2 separate regions of the Homo sapiens genome follow, and region 2 is linked to region 1. Evidence: chromatin loops called from intact Hi-C (ENCODE). Cell type or tissue: heart left ventricle. All regions are shown on one strand.

Region 1 (2,500 bases):
ATTCTAACCTCATAACCCATGTCCCTCCCACAAAAGCACAAGATATTGTCAAGTCGGGAAGGATTAGGGGCTCCAGGACTCAATTGTAGATTATGTTTGGAAGCTGTAAGACCACTCACCAGAGGAGCTAGCATCCATGCTTCCTGCTGTATAATAATACAATTGTATTTGTGTAGCTCTCAAAAGTTGACAAAATGCATGCACACTCATCATCTCATTTGGCTTTCATCATGCCCATGATGAGACAAACTAAAGTCCCTTTACTCATGAGATTATTATATTCATGTGTTTACTTCACAATTGTTATGTGTTCCAGGCACTGTTCTAGTTAATGGAAATGTAGAGGTGGACCAAACAGAAACACATTCTGGCATGACAGAACTCATATTTGAATGGGGGCAGCAGAATAAAAACAGAGATGATGATAATGTCATGTCATGATGGTACCATGAAAAAATTAAAACAAGAAAAGATGATGGTGATGGGCAAACATACTAGTGTTTTTTTTTTTTTAAATTAGGGGTGAGCTCAGGAAAGATGATTGCATTTAAGCAGGGAAGTAAAGGCAGTGAGAACAGAAGTTTTTTAAGTGTCTGGAAGAAGAATGTCCCAGGCAGAATCAAGAGCAAGACGAGCACTGCAATGTGAGAATAGCGAGATGGGAGTCCAGAGAAGAGAGGTCAGCAAGGAGAATGTTTCATGTCAGGCGCCAAAGTCAATGCTCTGAGCATGATGAGGAACTCTAGGGGAATTTAAAGCAGGGAAGTGACGTGTTTTCATAGGTTCATTGTTTTGTTTATCTCTAAGTCATGTGGTCAGCAAAACCCAGAACCAGGACTAAAATTGAAGCCTTCTGACTCCTGATACAGTGCTCCTCCCATTCAGGTCCATGGTTGGTCATTCTCTAGACCTGAATGTCCTTGGCATGCTGTTTTTCCTGTTCCTGGCATGGTTATTTGTGGTCTGCTAATCAAATCTTGTAACAGCTGTTGCCTGTTCCCAAGCCCAAACATTTGGTTCCTTGGGACTTTCCTTTGCCATTTGTCCAGCCAATCAGCTTTAACATTCTCCTGTTTCTGTGAGCATCGGGTCCTCTTAGAGCTATCCAACAAAACTCTTCACCCACAAGCTAGCTCAACTACAGCTTAAGCTTGACCATGAAACTCAAGTGAGGATTTAGGGAATTTAAAAATAGCCACTCTATCAGCCACTCTAAACATTCTAATCAGAAAGTTCAACTTTACAGACTGCCAAGTATCTTCATAATATGAAGGATTTTTTCACAAATCAAGACCAAGTGAAATTTTCTCCCAGACTACGGGAATAAAGAGATTGTTGAACCTGTGGTTCACTGTACTGACTGTCTTATCCATACCAGTGTGGAGTCAGGCAGAAGTTGCAATGAGATACTGCAATTGCATTTTCCTTCACCATCACTATTTTTTGTTTCTAAAATCTCAGATTTCTCTGCTTCAAATCTAAAGCTGCCTTGTTTTTTCAGCCAAGCCTGCAAAGACAAACTCAGCTTGTTTGGAGAGTTACAATAAGGGCTGTCTTGGCTGCTTTTCAGTGTCAGTACCCGCAATAAGAGTGTTTACCACCTTGTAGAGTAAGGAGCAAAACAGAACTATTCAACTCTCCCAGACCTGCACTAGCATTGCATTACTGACAGAGGTAACCATTTGTCTTTTGTCACTGGAGCAGGTGAGCATGGCACCAGGCACACATGTGCAGAGGAAGTGTGTGGATAGATAGTCACTTGTTTGGCTATATCCACAGCTTAAATTTGGTGTCCTCTGGAAATGTAATATTTCAAAGGCAGGATGATATTTCTGTTCACTTATTAAGGGATGACTAACTTGCTTTTGGCTGCACTACAAATGAATCACGGTAACAATCCCTAACTTGCGACTTCTGGTGTTCTGATGTAATGCATTTCTATTAAAAGAAGAGGAAAGAGAGTGGGTGAGAGTGAGATCATGCAAAGACAGAACATAACACCAAGGGAGCTAGCGTAATTTATGAACTGCTGCAGCCAGATCCATCCACTTCAAGGTGTTTTCTTGCGTCCTGAGTGAGGATACCTTGCCAGTTAGCACCTGCCCATTTACAGTTGCAGAATATAGACCCAGATCAAGACATGTAGTTTGGAGGGATTCAGTGAAGGGAACATTTTATTTAGGGGTGAAAACCAGATATTCCTTGAAAGCATTTTTAAGCAGTTTTGATTGTGTCACTTGGAAGGTAATATTTGGGGACGGATGATATAGGTTAAGAAGTCAAATCATAATCTTCCTTTTTACATTTTTTTAATGTATGCAGCTTATTTGGGAGTAGAAGAAGTGGGAAGGGGGTGGAAACGTGAGACAAGGAAGGGAAGACAGCCTATAAAGGGGGTGTCATCAGGCTAACTCCCACTGGAGGTGACTGGAGCTCCATCCTGCTGCGACATGGGGAACCCATACGAACTCCGAGTCTTCCCTCACAGATGAGATTGCTT
Region 2 (2,500 bases), 61 kb after region 1:
ATAGTGAAGTTTTGCTGGGTAGTAGGATGCCAGGTAGGCCAGTCTTCAGGCACCAGTGGTGGCAGCAATAGGCTGCTGTGCCAAACCTCAACATCAGACAACATACCCATGTAACAAACCTGCACATGTACCCCTTGAATCTAAAATAAAAATTTAAAGTATTTTTTATAAAACAAAATATAGAGTGTTGAGTATTACAATGTGGAAGGAGTAGAATGCTATGAGGGCACACAAAAGATGAACGTTATCCAGGTTTAGCAATAAGGTAAGGCTTTCGAAGTGGAATGACCTATAAACAGAGGTTAAATATAGTGGTATGCTAGTAAAATGGCTTTCCAGAAAAAGGAACTAAAGTCTTTATTTGCAATGTTTGCCAATTTCCATAGCGTAAATGTTCACACAATAGACAATTTTAAGCTACTAATATGAAAACACTGATCATGAAATTTGGAAGACAAGTAAAGAATCAGCTCTCACAAGCTAGTACAAGCTAGCTCCAGTGAACCACTGGAAATGCCTCATGAATTGTGATACACTCTCTTTCTTATCCCTCCACCCTAGCCTTTGTTTAGGTCTGTATGATGCCTCATCCATATTACTGCAATAAACTCGAATTGACCCACCATGGCTGACTCACTCCTGGGTCTTCTCCTAGCTCCCTCCCAGTTACATGCCCATCACACCTCTTCTGTGCAAAAACCTTTGAGTGATGTACCATTGCCTATAAAATCAAAACTTTATAGTCTGTCTGGCCTGCCTATTCAACCTCAACTTACACCACCTCCTTCCATGCCTGCTATACACTAGCCATGCTAAATGGTCATCACTGACCTGTTAGTCCTAGAATACACCATCTACCCACACCTCAAGACTAATAAGATTTGGGACTCAAGGAGGAGCAAGATGGTTGAACAGAAGCCTTCAATGATCATCCTCCCTACAGGAACACCAAATAGAACAACTATCCACACCTTTGTAAGAAAAAAAGCACCTTCATAAGAACCAAAAATCAGGTAAGCAATCAAGGTACCTGGCTTTAATTTCATAAAACAGAAACAGGCACTGAAGAGGGTAGGAAAGGCAGTCTTGAATTGCCACCACTCGATGCCACCACTCCCCCATCCCCTAGCAGTGGCATTGTGGTATTAAGAGAGAATCTGTGCACTTGCAGGAGGGAGAGCACATGACTGTGGGACTTTGCATTGAAACTCAGGGCTGCTCTGTCACCATGGAAAGCAACGCAGGGCAGAATTCAGCCAGCATCCACAGAGGGAGCATTTATGCGAGGCCTAGCCAGAGGAGAAATATCCATCCCAGTGGTCAAAACCTGAGTTCTGGCAAGCAGCAGTTCAGTGCTCCAACTAAAATGCTCTGGGGTACTAAATAAAGTTGAGAAGCAATCCAAGCCACAAAGGACTGCAAGTCTTGGCCAAGTCCTGCTGCAGTGCTGGGCTTGCAGCCAGTGGACTTGAGACATCAGCCAGGGCAGCCAAGGGAGTGCTTGTGTCACCCTTCCCTCAACCCCAGGCAGCACAGCTCACAGCTCTGGGAAAAACTCTTTCCTTCTCCTTCTCAAAGAGAGGAGAAGGAAGAATAAAGAGGACTTTGTCTTGAACCTTGGACACCAGCTCAGCCACAGTAAGATAAGATATTGGGAAGAGTTCCAATACACCCATTCTAAGCCCTAGCTCCGGGATGATATTTCTACACACACCCATGGCCAGAAGGAAAACCACTGCCTTGAAGGAAGGGACGCAGTCCTGGCAGGATTAATCGCCTGCTGACTAAAGAGCCATTGTAGTATTCACCATGGGCCTGGGATAAGACTCAGACATGCTGGCTTCAGGGATAACCCAGCACTTTCATAGCTGTGGTGGCTAAGCAAAGAAACTTCTTCTGCTTGAGAAAATGAAAGGGAAAAGTAAAGGGGCCTTTGCTTTGCAGGTTGGGTACCAGCTCAGTTGCCGTGGGGTAGAGTACCAAGTGGACTCTGGGGGTCCCTGATTCCAGGCCTTGACTCTTAGACAACATTTCTGCATTTGCCCTGGGCCAGAGGGGAACCCACTGTCCTGAAGGGAGAGTCCCAGGCCTGACAGCATTCACCAAAAGCTGACTAAAAAGCACTTGGGCCTTGAGTAAACATTAGCAGTAGCTACACAGTACTTGCAGTGGCCCTGGGGCAGTGGTAACCATAGGAAGAGATGATTCTACTTGTGCAAAGAGGAGAGAAGAGTGAGAAGGACTTTGTCTTGTGGCTTAAGTGCCAGCTCAGATACAGAAGAACAGAGCCATAGATAGATTCCTGAGGTTTCTGATTCCAGGCCCTGGCTCCCAGATGGCATCTGTGGGCCTGTCTGGGGCTAGGGAGAACTTGCAACACTGAATGGAAGGACACGAGCCTGGCTGGCTTTGCCACTTGCTGACTGTAGAACCTTAGGATGTTGAGGAAACATAGGCAGTAGCCAGGCAGTGGTTACAGTAGATCTTAGACAAGATCCAG

The links. Hi-C counts contacts between places; a loop is a spot of excess contacts. Peaks named below come from ENCODE experiments on the same cell type or tissue, not always from the same donor. Only the 100,000 strongest peaks of a DNase experiment are listed, where the experiment ranks them.
Region 2: it touches region 1 in a loop (9-fold over the local background); 2 of 110 quality-filtered maps call a loop at or near these places.

The regions. Positions count from the first base shown.
Region 1 is chrX:23,371,682-23,374,181 of GRCh38, forward strand. All of the region lies in intron 1 of PTCHD1 (patched domain containing 1), which reads left to right. Among named protein-coding and RNA genes, the nearest start is that of PTCHD1, 38 kb to the left of the region's middle. In heart left ventricle, no CTCF peak of the experiment used is centred here; no DNase peak of the experiment used is centred here; H3K27ac peaks cover 681 bases.
Region 2 is chrX:23,433,067-23,435,566 of GRCh38, forward strand. No RefSeq gene overlaps it. Among named protein-coding and RNA genes, the nearest start is that of PTCHD1, 99 kb to the left of the region's middle. In heart left ventricle, no CTCF peak of the experiment used is centred here; a DNase peak (open chromatin) is centred at 1,465; H3K27ac peaks cover 895 bases.